Linked DNA regions of Homo sapiens: region 1 is linked to region 2. A link is a contact called in ENCODE Hi-C or POLR2A ChIA-PET data. All regions are on one chromosome and are shown on one strand. The core of a region is the stretch at or near the end of the contact, and the rest is flanking DNA. Distances in the headings are between cores, read along the strand shown.

Region 1 (5,682 bases), core at 1,246-3,745, 55 kb after region 2:
TTTATATCTAGAAGTGGGATTGCTGGATCATATGGTCTCCAACCTTATTTTTAGCCATCTTGTTGCATATATGTGTTTATAAAACTCACAATGTCACTAGTCCTCTTTTGAAGTGGGTGAAACATAAAATGATAAAATACATTGATTAATGATAAATCTCCTCCAGGTTCTAGGTTAAAAAGACCAGTTCCAATAATCCTGCTCATGGAATCGTGGTCATCCTCATTATTCAATCTTGACATTAGCAGAACCTTAGAAGACACAGAAGCCAACGGTCCACTTGGGGTAGACTCCTCTCCATAGCATCCCCAGCTTGGTAGGCTTACTCCCAGTGTTGACCAAAAAAGCCAAACTCTGTGAAATATTCAAAAATATTTATTCTGAGCCAAATGGGAAGACACAGCCCATGACACAGCCTCAGGAGGTCCTGGGAACATGTGGCCAAGGTGGTTGGGTTACAGCTTGGTTTTATGTGTTTTAGCGAGTCATAAGACATCAATCAATATATGAGAGGTATACATTGGTTCAGTCCAGAAATGTGGGACAACTTGAAGCAGTGAATTACAAACCATTGGTGGATTCAAAGATTTTCTGATTGGCACTTGGTTGAAAGAGTTAAGTTATTATTTTAAAACCTGGAATCAATAGAAAGGAGTGTCTGGGTTAAGGTAAGGGGCTGTCAAGACTAAAGTTCTTGTTATGTAGATGAAGCCTCATAAATGGCCACCCTTAGAGGCAATAGATGGCAAGTGTTTCCCATTTAGACCTTTAAAAGGTGCTGGTCTCTCAGCTACTCTCTTCAGGATCAGAAAAAGACCTGGAAAGGGAAAGGGATTTTCTACAGAATGTAAATTTCCCCCACAGTAGACAGATTTTCAGGGCATATTTTCAGACTTTTTTGACATAATTCAAAATATGCTAAAGAAATATATTTTGGGGTAAAGTACTTTGATTTTCCTTCAGGGCCTGCTGTCATGTGATGCTATACTAAAGTCAGGTTGTTATCTTAATGGTACAAAAGAGTTTGTCTTGTCAGTCTTAACATCTCTGTTTTATTGTCAATGCTGGTCAGTCGTGCCTGAATTCCAAAAGGAGGAGAGTATAATAAGGCGTGTCCAACCCTCTCTTCCCTTCATGGCTTGAACTAGTTTTTCGGGTTTCTATGGAATCCCCTTGGCTGAGAGGAGGAGTCCATTCAGTCAGTGGGGGACTTAGAATTTTATTTTTGGTTTATACCAGCCATGGGGCACTCACTACCACAGCAGGCAGCTGATTTCATGGTGGGCAGCTTTTCTTGTTTTCAAGTTCTTTATTGTGCTGAAGAGAAATTTGTTTTCTCCAGCTCACCAGTAAGGAGGAAGAGCTGTGTGGACTTGCTGGGCATCAGAGAAGCCTGAGGGGGTAGAAAATGCAGTCTCTGGTCTCTGAGGCTCACAGTCTGGTGGAGAGAGTGCTGCAGACACATTGGAAGCAGTTGCATAACCTTGCAGAATCACGAGGCAAAATGGGCAGCGAGGGCAACCCAGTTGCTAGGAGTTGAGGGAAGAGAGATCTACATGGCTGGCTTCTGGGTGCTCACTCCCTGGGGGGCGAAGGTGGCATACACTGACGAGTCCCAAACCTGGGTCTCCGGGCCAGACACATCTCAAGCTCCTCGCCAATTTTCCAAGGCAAGTAGAAATCCTTTCCTGCTTCCTCCCCCTGACAACTTCTCATCAGAAGCCAGCAGTCATCCTAAAACCCCGCTCCGTCAGCCCACACTCTGTGCATCCTGAGCCCGCTCAGTCCATCTCCTGAGTGCCTGTGGATCCATCCCTCCTCTCCATCCTATGGCCCCCACAGCCACTAGACCCTCATCATTTGTTGTGGGTTGAACTGTGTCCACCCCGAATTCATGTGGTAAGGTCCTACCTTCAAGTACCTTATTTGGCAATAAGAACACTGCAGATGTAATTAATTAGGATGAGGTCATACCGGATGAGAGTAGGTCTCTAATCTAGCCTGACTGGTGTCCTTATAAAAAGGGGAGGTTTGGACACCAGCATGCGCAGGAAGGCCGTGTGATGGGAAGGCAGAGCTTGGGTGATGCAGCTGAAGCCAAGGAGTGCCACAGGCTGCCAGCAGCCCTCCAGAAGCTGGCAGAGGCCTGCAGCAGGTTCCCCTCACAGCTTCAGGAGGAACCAACCCTGCTGACAGCTTGATCTCAGACACCTGGCCTGCAGAGCCATGAGACAATCAATTCCTATGACCTCACCCACTCAACTCAGTATGTGTGATTTGCTACGGCAGCCTGAGCAAACGAAAACACCATTTCTCCCCAGCGTTCTTTGGTAGGCCTGAACTCTCTGCCTTCAAGCCCTCCTGTCCTTCCTGTCCCCAAGAAGCCCTCACGCAACCATCAGAAGCATTACTAAGACACAGATCTGACCCTGTCACTCCCAGGCTTAAAACCCGCGGAGGCCTCTCCTGCAGCGTAAGCACAGGGGATTTTGAAGTTGGCCAACTGGACGTAAGCCAGCCACCACCTGACCACTGAGGGCCTTTGAGTCCCCCTCCTTCTCCTCTCCTTCCTCTGCTCTACACACCCCTAGCCAGCCACCCTGAAGTCTTTGCAGTCTCCTGTGGGGCCTGCTGTCCCTCACTCACCTCTGGATCTCTGTGAAGATCTTCTTATCCACCTGAAAAGCCCCATTTCTTCCTGGAAGATGAAAGCCCCCAGAGAGCCACACTCCCCGTGTAATCCCATCCATCACGGCACTAACCCCACTGCCCCAACTCACAGGGCCCTATCACTAGGCCGTGTCTCATATCTTAAGGCCCCTGCCTCCCAGCCAGCCCTGTCTGGCCTGACTAGAGGGTGGTGGCCTTGGGTGGCCAGGGAACACTGGGTTGTCTGCTTGTGGCTCCTCTAAGAGCATCTGTTCATGGTAGTCCTTCTAGAATAGAGAACAATGTGCTCACAACATCACCGTCCCAGGGGGAGCCCTGGGATGAGCCACACGGCTACCAACTCAGTGTACCACAGTAGACAGACCACAGCAAAGGCCAAGGTGACACTGGGTCTCCTGCTGCCCTATTCAGGGAGACTGCCACACCACCACCATGGAAAAGGTCATGGAGCCCTACCTGCACCTGCAAGTCCAGGGTGCCTGGTTCAAAGTCAACACCGAACACCAGGGTTCCGGGGTGGCTCACTAGACCTGGCAGCGTCCACGTTCAGCTTCCCTTGTGGCCTTGGGTACATGTGGTAGTCTCCTGCCACCCTCACCCCAGGCCTGCACAGTCAGGGTGACAGCCCATTCCCCATAGTACCAGTGCTCTGCAGACAATGGTGCTGCAAAGGGCCGCTGAATCAAAAGGAATGTGACTGTGCCTCTGCTGGCTCGAGAGGCTGGTCACCCTGCTCTCTCCCAGGAGGTGCTGCCTCTGCCCCCAGGTATTCCCTCCTAGAATGAAAACTTCTCCAGGGCAGAAGACCTGGTACAGGGTGAGGCCAAAGGCAGGCCTTCTATACACACTTGTGCAAACAGTAAAGGCGTGCACACGCATGGGACAGCTTGGGGTTTGCCTGGTCCAGCCCTCTCTCTACATGGCACACACAGGGCCCTGCCTGGTAAGATGCTTGAAAGCAGGGGCCTGGTTTCAGTGGATCTGTGGTGGTGTTTGTTGATTTTTAAACCACAAGTACATTTTCCATTTATTTCCTTCAAACAGGTTGTTGTAGCCTCTGCATCCTGGACTCTGCTCTCCTTGGCCTAAGAACCTCCCTTTCATTCACCTCAAGCCTTCTGCACCACTGCCGACTATGGCTGACATCCACGCTCTGCATGTGGGGCTACCCACCTACAGGCCTGCCCTGCTACAGCTCCATCCACCACTAGCCCTCAGGGCTGCCTAGGCAGTAAGAGCCTACACTTGGAAGACAGCTATGCCGGGGCCAAGAGTGAAGGTCCCTCTCTCCCAGGCAGCTCTCAGCAAAAGGCATGTGGCAGAGACCCCCCTGGAGGCTCTCCCTAGAGCCCCTGCACACAGGACCCTCACCCCATTTGTATGTGTTCACCACAGCTTGTCTGCCAACCAGCCCCTTCTCCAACTTTATAATAACAGCAGCCCCCATCACAAGCCCCTTCCCATCTATCGTTCCATCTGACCCTCAGGCCTGGGACTGGACTGAGGAATGCTGGGTAAAGCCTCCTGTTTTCTCTGTCTTATAGATGCAGCAGCCAGAGCATGAGGGGGAGCCACCTGCCCATGGCAGCAGAAGTATATCGGACTCACTCCCGAGCTGCAGTGTCAATCCCTCCTCCCACACTGCATATGCTGCCGGCCCCTGCCCTCCCAGGCACTGCCCTGGGCTCTCCCTCCTAGCAAAATCTGGCCTCAGCTAGTTGGGTAAAATAACAATAATGATGACAACACTAACATCTGATGAGAACTGACTTCATGCAGGGCCTTGTTCTAAGCATCTGCACACATTAATTCATTTACTCCCTACTGTATCCCAATGAGGCAAGTACCATATCATTCCCACATTCCAGGTGGGGACACTGAGGTACACAGCTTAAGTGCCTTCCCAGGTCACACAGCCTGTAAATAGCGGGGAAAGGATTCAGGCCTAGGCAGCAGGTGGCAGAGTTCTATGCACAAAGCCACACTCAGGCATTGACAACCCACAGAGGCTTAGAGGGCTGCATTTCAACAAGGGGTAATGCCTTCATTTGCAAAAAGAGTCACATGGTGGCAAGGTGGGCAGGTGGCAGGAGGGAGGAAGAGAGATCTCTGAGCAAGGAGTCTTGCATGCTGCATCTCGCATCCTTGGCCAGAGGGGATCAGAGTGTTGGAGGAGTGGACTGAGTTGGTCAGGTAGATCCCTATTTGGGTAACTGGTGTCAGAGCAGAGAGTGGGATGGATGGAGAGGGATGGAGGCTGAGAGACAGGTTGGGAGGCAATTGCAACAGAACCAGACCAAAGCTGAGGCAGTGGATAAAGAGGAGGCCCCCATGTGTCCTGTTATGGCCCCTCCCAGAAGATGGCCTCACACTGGGGTGTTGGCCAACATTTGTCCCAAAGACTTCTGTCATCCGCAGATGTGGCACAGAGCCCACTAGCCTGCTCACCAGACCCATTCTCTGCTGCTGAGGGGCCTGGTGAACTCAACATCTGCTCTGGGACCAGAGATCCCAGGCCCCAAGTTCACACACTCAGAAACTTGAAGGTGCCAGCCCCAGTTCCCTCTGAAGGCAGAGCACAGTTCAGTTCACTCACAGTCCAGTTTGGCCCATAGTGCAGTTGAGATCCTATTCAAATCAGGCACAGACCCAGGATGGAGAGGGGATGAATGAGTGCAGCTCAGTCAAGCACCACTTTATTGGGGCTGCAGTGCCAGCGCTGGCACCTTGGATGGGAGCCTTGGAGCTCCTCAGAGATGCTGGGCTAAGGCTCAAACAGCAAGCAGGCCTTACTTTCCCCAACAGATGCCAGGGGAGTAAGGCTGCCTCTAGGGAACAAATACTTATTGAGCACCTAAGTGTCAGGCATGGTGCTGGGGGCAGGGATGTAACTTAGAATCAAACTTGCCAAGGCCACAGACCATGGAGCTCAAATTTTCTCCTACACGTGGGCCTGACATGCCAAGTGCCCAGAATAGCAATATTTAGCTTTTACAGACAGTCCAGGATTGA
Region 2 (5,502 bases), core at 1,552-4,051:
ACACAGTGCCTGGCAGGGCCGCAGGATGACAAGAACCCCTGCAGGAACAGACATGCCTTGGTCTTTTGCAACCTGTTCAGATACTGGTTGAGGGTAATGAATGGAAAAGAGTCACAGCATTAATCGCTCTGATCTGGAGTTGCCAATTTGGCTCATGCTCGGACCCACCTCCAGACCCACAGTCTCCTCCCGCACAATGACTGGGCTTGCTTGAAGTGACCAAAGATGATGCCAGGCTCCGATGGGGGTCACTGCTGGCCAACTACCCTAGAGAAACATTTCGCTAGCACACTCAGTGACAAGGAGCTAGAATCCCAAGCACTGTGGAAGCCTCACTTCTTCCAAAAGATGCATTAATCCAGTCCTCTTGTTGAGGGCTTGTTCATGCATCTCACCGGTATCTACTGAGCAACTACTCTGTGCCACATAGGTGCTATGCTAGGTCCCTAACATGGAGCTACCCTAAAATTAAAGCACAGTATAACAGCAGGCACGCTGGGATGAGGAGCTGGGAGGCTAGTCAGAGTTCCAGCTCTGCCACTAACTAGTAGTATGATCTTGGGCAGGTCATCTCCCGCTCTGGGTCTCAAGGGCCTCATCTATTAAACCCAGGACTGGGCTGAGGATGCCTGTGGTCCAGCTGTTAAAGATCCCGGTTAAATAATAAAGATCCTGGATCTATTAAATAACATCCCTGATGTATAAATAGTGGCAATCTTGATCAAAGAGCTCCAAGCTTGTAGAAAACACAAGCTCAGCAACCTACCAATCTCCCCCTTGCCATAGTAAGGGCACCTGTTTGCTACCTGAAAATGTAAGAACTCACAGCCTTGGGATGAGTGAGAAGTTGAACTGGCCGCAGGGAGAGACACCTGAGAGGGCAGTGGCAGTCTGAGGGGGGCCAGGTGGCCTTCTTGATGTGATATGAGGGATCCCTGAAAGGCCTCCCCTGTCCCAAATATCTGCTCCCTATCCCCCAAATCTGGGGTCCTGCATCTGGAATTCCACCATTTGAGACAAGTTTTTTTTTTTTTTTTTTCCAGTGCCGGGGGAGCAGTGGGGGGTCGTCTTTGATTGCAGACACCTTCAAGCAAAACGCACACAGCCATGAGAAGGGTGTGGTTCCCACCCTTCTAAGGTTGCCTGGGTCTTCCCTGCCTGCCAGCAGAGGCCTGGCAGCTTGTGGGCCCTGGGTGCTTGGGGCTGGAGGAGGTGGGGGGGACCCAGAAGGGACCCTAAAGGGGGCTGTGGGGGAGGGAGGGCCTCCTGGGCTGACTCAAGGTCTCCTTCACCAAGACCCAGAGGGCCTGGGGGACGGGGGCAGGGAAAGAGAAAGAGCACGTGCAAGATTTGAGTTCTCCAGGAGGGCTGGGAGTGGGAGAGTCCAGGGAAAGAGCTGGTGCCTCCCTTTGGCTAACCGATCCCTTGGAAGAGCCAGCTCAGAGAGGGGAGGAAGGGAGGGCGGGTCAGGAGACAGGGTGGGGCCGGGATGAGAGGAAACTGTAAAACCAACGGGGCGGATTCACGAAAAATTCCCGAGCGTGGTGAGGGTAGAGGGTGCTGGGCAGCACCCCAGTTCGCCGGGCCCACGCTCCTCCAGTTGCCCGGCCTGTTCAGACTGGTTCGCCCACCTTTCTCTCCCTGCCGGCCCCACTCGCCTGACCTCTGAGAAAGCAGAATCCGGGACATGAAGCAACCACAGCCGCTCCGCCCGGCCACAAGCGCCCCGGACTCCGTGCCTGCCCGCAGCCCCCTTCCTGCAGCGTTCACTCGGCTGCCCGGCCCGGCCCGGCCCGGGCGCCCCGCCCCAGCCCCGCCCCGCTCCGGAGGCCCCTCCTCTATCCCCGCCCCTTCCCGGGCGCCCCGCCCTCTCCCTCCACTCTGCGCCCCCGCGGCCTCTCTCTCCTCCTGCGGGAGCCATCGCCCTCCTCCCGGGCGCCCCTCCCCGCGGCCGCAGCCTGTTTCCCGGGCCTCTCCTCCGCATTCTCACATCGCTCCAGCTCGACCTCCCCACCCGCCCGCCTCCCCGGGAGGCCGCGGCCCGGCGCGGCACCGCCCCTGCCCACGGTTACCCGGTTACCGCCTGAGAGGCCGGCGCCTGCCCGGGCGGGCGGGACCCGCACTGACCCCGCAGGGGGCGAGGCGGGGCTGAGAGGGGCGAACGCAGAGCCAGACCCCCCGCCGCCGCAGGCCGCCCACCTCCAGGCAGGGCTTCGTGCCAGACCCGGCTGTAGTTATCAGCTGGGTGGAGGGCAGTGCCAGCTGCAGGCGTCCCCGAGGCGCAAACACCACCCCTGGCCCCAGCCTCCTTCCCTGCAGCCTTCTACCTTCTACCGGAAACAGAGCCACGGGGAGCTAAAGGAGGATCCAGCAACAGTGGAGGCAGGGACTCCACCTCAGAGGCAGGGCCGCACTGAAGCCCAGCTCACCTACCTGCTGGGTGACCTTGGGCAAGTGACTTCTCTATGCCTCAGTTGTTGCATCTGTAAAATTGAGATAGTAATAGTATTCACCTCACTGAGTGCTGCGGTTTGGTGCCTGGCACATAATAGGGACTTCATAGACAGTTGTTACTATTATTACCTCTTCCCCCACATTTGGGGTTTGGCAGAGGGATGTATTGGCTACATGGTCATTAAGGATCTGTTAAGCACCTCCTATGCACGAGGGAGATCACATGGTATGGTCCAAGAGTCTTGGAGTTAGATGTGGGGTTGAATCCTGGCCCTGTCACTTCATAGCTGTGTGTGACCTTGTAAAATTCTGTCTCCTCTCTGAGCTGAAGTTCCCCCACAGGAAAATAGGGACCGTAATGCCCATCTTCCGGGGCCAATGCTGGATTCAATGAGATAATGTACAGGGAGTGCCCAGGGCAGTTCTCAGCACACAATAGTGCCTCTCAGTAAATAAGAGACGCAGGATGGAGAGGACAGGCTCAGTTTCTGCTACAGAAGAGCTCTGGGCAGGTAAGACCTATGGGAGAAAAATGTCACTGAGGAGGATGAACGTTCATGCTCAGCATGCAGTCAGTAGGAAGGGCTGAGGGAGGGCAGGCCCTCCTGTCTAGGAGAATGAAACTGCTAAGGGTGGGATGTCAGGCACTGGTGGGGGATGTTTCCGAATGGGGCCCGTTGGTCCTCAGTGAAGCGGCAGCTACTGGGCCTGAGAAGGGATGTAGGGGCGCTGGAATGACTGATGTCAGCATCTGCTTTATTGGAGAGGCCCCAAAGATGGCTTGGCCATCTCTCTCCCATCCTGACAGGAGAAAAGAATGAAAAGGACAGTTGGAAAATGAGCCCTGAGCAAAATCTCCCCCCTTTATAATAACTGTGAATGTGGCTGGGCATGAGCATGGCCCTGGACAGTGGCTGTGTGACTCTGAAGCTGGGTTCCCTCATCTGTAAAATAGTGGGCTGGTCAGATGCTTTCTAGGCCCCTGAGCTCCTCCCTTCTTGAAAGCAACATTTGCTCTGATCCGTAGCAATGTGGGGGAGAAGCCACTCCTGGAGAGTGCAGGGCCCATCTTCAATCCCATCACCCATTCCATGAACTGGCTGGGAGCCCTCTTGGATGAAATGGAAATGGAGTGGGGCTTAACAGTGGGACAGGCTCCCCAAAGTAGCTCAGGAAGACCAGCTGTCCCACTGATTGTGTGATTCTGACAGCTGGAATCAGCCTTTCAAGCAGATGTCCAGCCCTCTTACAGACAAAGAAAGCCCAGAGAAGTGAAAGGACTTGCCCAAATTCATGTGTCTCTTGAGAGGCAGAGCTGCCTTTCAATCCACTGCACCATATTGCTTCAATTAGTTTCATTAAGAGGGACAACAAAAAAACCAGTAAGCTAGTGACCAAGGCCATCCAAAGTCTCTTTGAGTCCATTTCACGAATGCAAAATGGAAATGCCTTAGCTTCACTACCAGATAAGAAAGTGCTTTGGGAAGTGAGAAGAACACTCCAAACAGCCCAGGAGCTGCCATAAGCACTGTCTGGAGCTGGAGGGGGTTAACTAGGTGGACAGTTGGCGGAGGCTCCTGCCAGGTCAGAGGGGATTTGCCTTTGTGATCAGCACTGCAGGCTCCACGAAGAGTCCAAGGACAGTGGGCTCTGAGTACTAATATGCATTTTTATTCTGCAATAATTTTCATACTGAGTTCAAGAGGCACCAACTCCAAGTACATAAAACCAAATCAAATTAAATTAATTGATTTTATTGAAACCTGCTGCAGTTGTATTCAAGCCCACAGCCAGGGGCATGACCCTCATGAAATACCAAAGGGGCTTTTGAAATAATTAAATTAATCACACCCCGGGTTATGCACAAGGGCTTGCTCCTGGACTCACAGGCAGGCATGTTCCCGGTCCCAGCAACAAGCGGGAGAGGAGCATGTGGCCGCAACACAACCACAAAATGTGGTGCTGCCTAGGGGAGCTGAAGACTCAGACTTCTCATTCCAGGGTAAGCCTTTGTTCATGCTCTTTTGGCAAACATGCACATACACACACTCTCATGTTAACCCATACACACAGTCACAACACCACTCATACTCACACACATACATATGTATACACAAACATACTCATCTGCTAGATTTCCCTTCTGTCTCCCTGTCTACCCATGGTTCAGATCAAGTGCTTACCTCGTGATCCTCCTTCTTTAACCCACCAGGACCCCTCCAGCACTTGGATGATGCATTTTCTTGTTGGCTGTTGTTTCATAAGCGCTTTTTTTTGCATCTCTAAGTAAAGGCTAGTAAGCCCCTTGAATGCAGAGAATGGGCCTCCCTGCCTTCTCTGGATCTCTCAGAAAGCTCAGCATAACCTAGAGTGTGAATAACTTAACCACTGTAAGTGCTGTGCACTTGGAAGGAGCTCCAGACATTAAGCACCTACTGTATACTAGATACTGTTCAGATGACTTTAGACATATTAACTCATTTAGTCCTCACCACGAGCCCCCACCCCCTACATCCCACCAAGTTGGGATTGTTGTTGTCCTTATTTTACAAATGAAAATAGAGAGACACAGAAAGGTCAAGTAGCTTGACTGAGGTCACCCAGCTGGCAAAGGGAGCAGGGTTATATTACTTCTTAGGAAATCTTAAGCCAAAACAATTCTATACATCCTGTTGCTGATCAAGAGGTAGATCACCTTGTGCTTGAACACATTCCCACAAACAAGTATGGTTACAAAATCCCAGCATTACAGGGACACTCACCAACCCTTCATTTTACAGAGGAGGAAATTTGCAGTCCAGGAAGGGGAGGGTTCTTGTCCAAGGTCACAAAGCAATTTAGAGGAGAGCTCCCAGCCTCCTGTTGGCCCACAGCTTAGAGCAGCTCTGTCTGGGAGAAATGTTACTGATTATTCCAGTTCCTCATGCATTCGAATCTAAGACAACACTCCGACGTAGCCCGTCCTTCAGAGACAATGAGTGTCCAGTGATGAGCAAGAATCGCCCTGCGGAGCTGCCCATACTCTATGGCCCAAGTCCTCCTCTGTAT

The links. A loop is a pair of places that touch in the nucleus more often than their neighbours do. ChIA-PET counts read pairs that join two places held with the same protein, here RNA polymerase II (POLR2A). Pooled maps may share reads with other maps.
Region 1: a loop to region 2 is called in a pooled map of heart left ventricle, with 2.4 times the contacts of the local background. The contact joins the enhancer-like site here to the promoter of ZBTB7C-AS1 in region 2. A Hi-C loop is called at or near these places in 1 of 168 maps with a recorded cell type or tissue (endothelial cell of hepatic sinusoid) and 3 of 50 pooled maps. POLR2A ChIA-PET finds 5 or more read pairs at or near these places in 1 of 52 experiments (HEK293).

What each region holds. Positions count from the first base shown.
Region 1 is chr18:48,214,941-48,220,622 of GRCh38, forward strand. The region is part of intron 2 of ZBTB7C (zinc finger and BTB domain containing 7C); the gene reads right to left. Among named protein-coding and RNA genes, the nearest start is that of ZBTB7C-AS2, 35 kb to the right of the region's middle. Within about 2 kb of position 2,496, at least 6 of the 41 ENCODE cell types and tissues checked have a DNase peak (open chromatin) inside an H3K27ac peak, as active enhancers do.
Region 2 is chr18:48,159,915-48,165,416 of GRCh38, forward strand. It overlaps ZBTB7C-AS1 (ZBTB7C antisense RNA 1), which reads left to right and starts at 2,802. Exons shown (of 5, transcript XR_001753437.2): 1 at 2,802-2,966. All of the region lies in intron 3 of ZBTB7C (zinc finger and BTB domain containing 7C), which reads right to left. RefSeq lists a silencer at 1,722-1,921.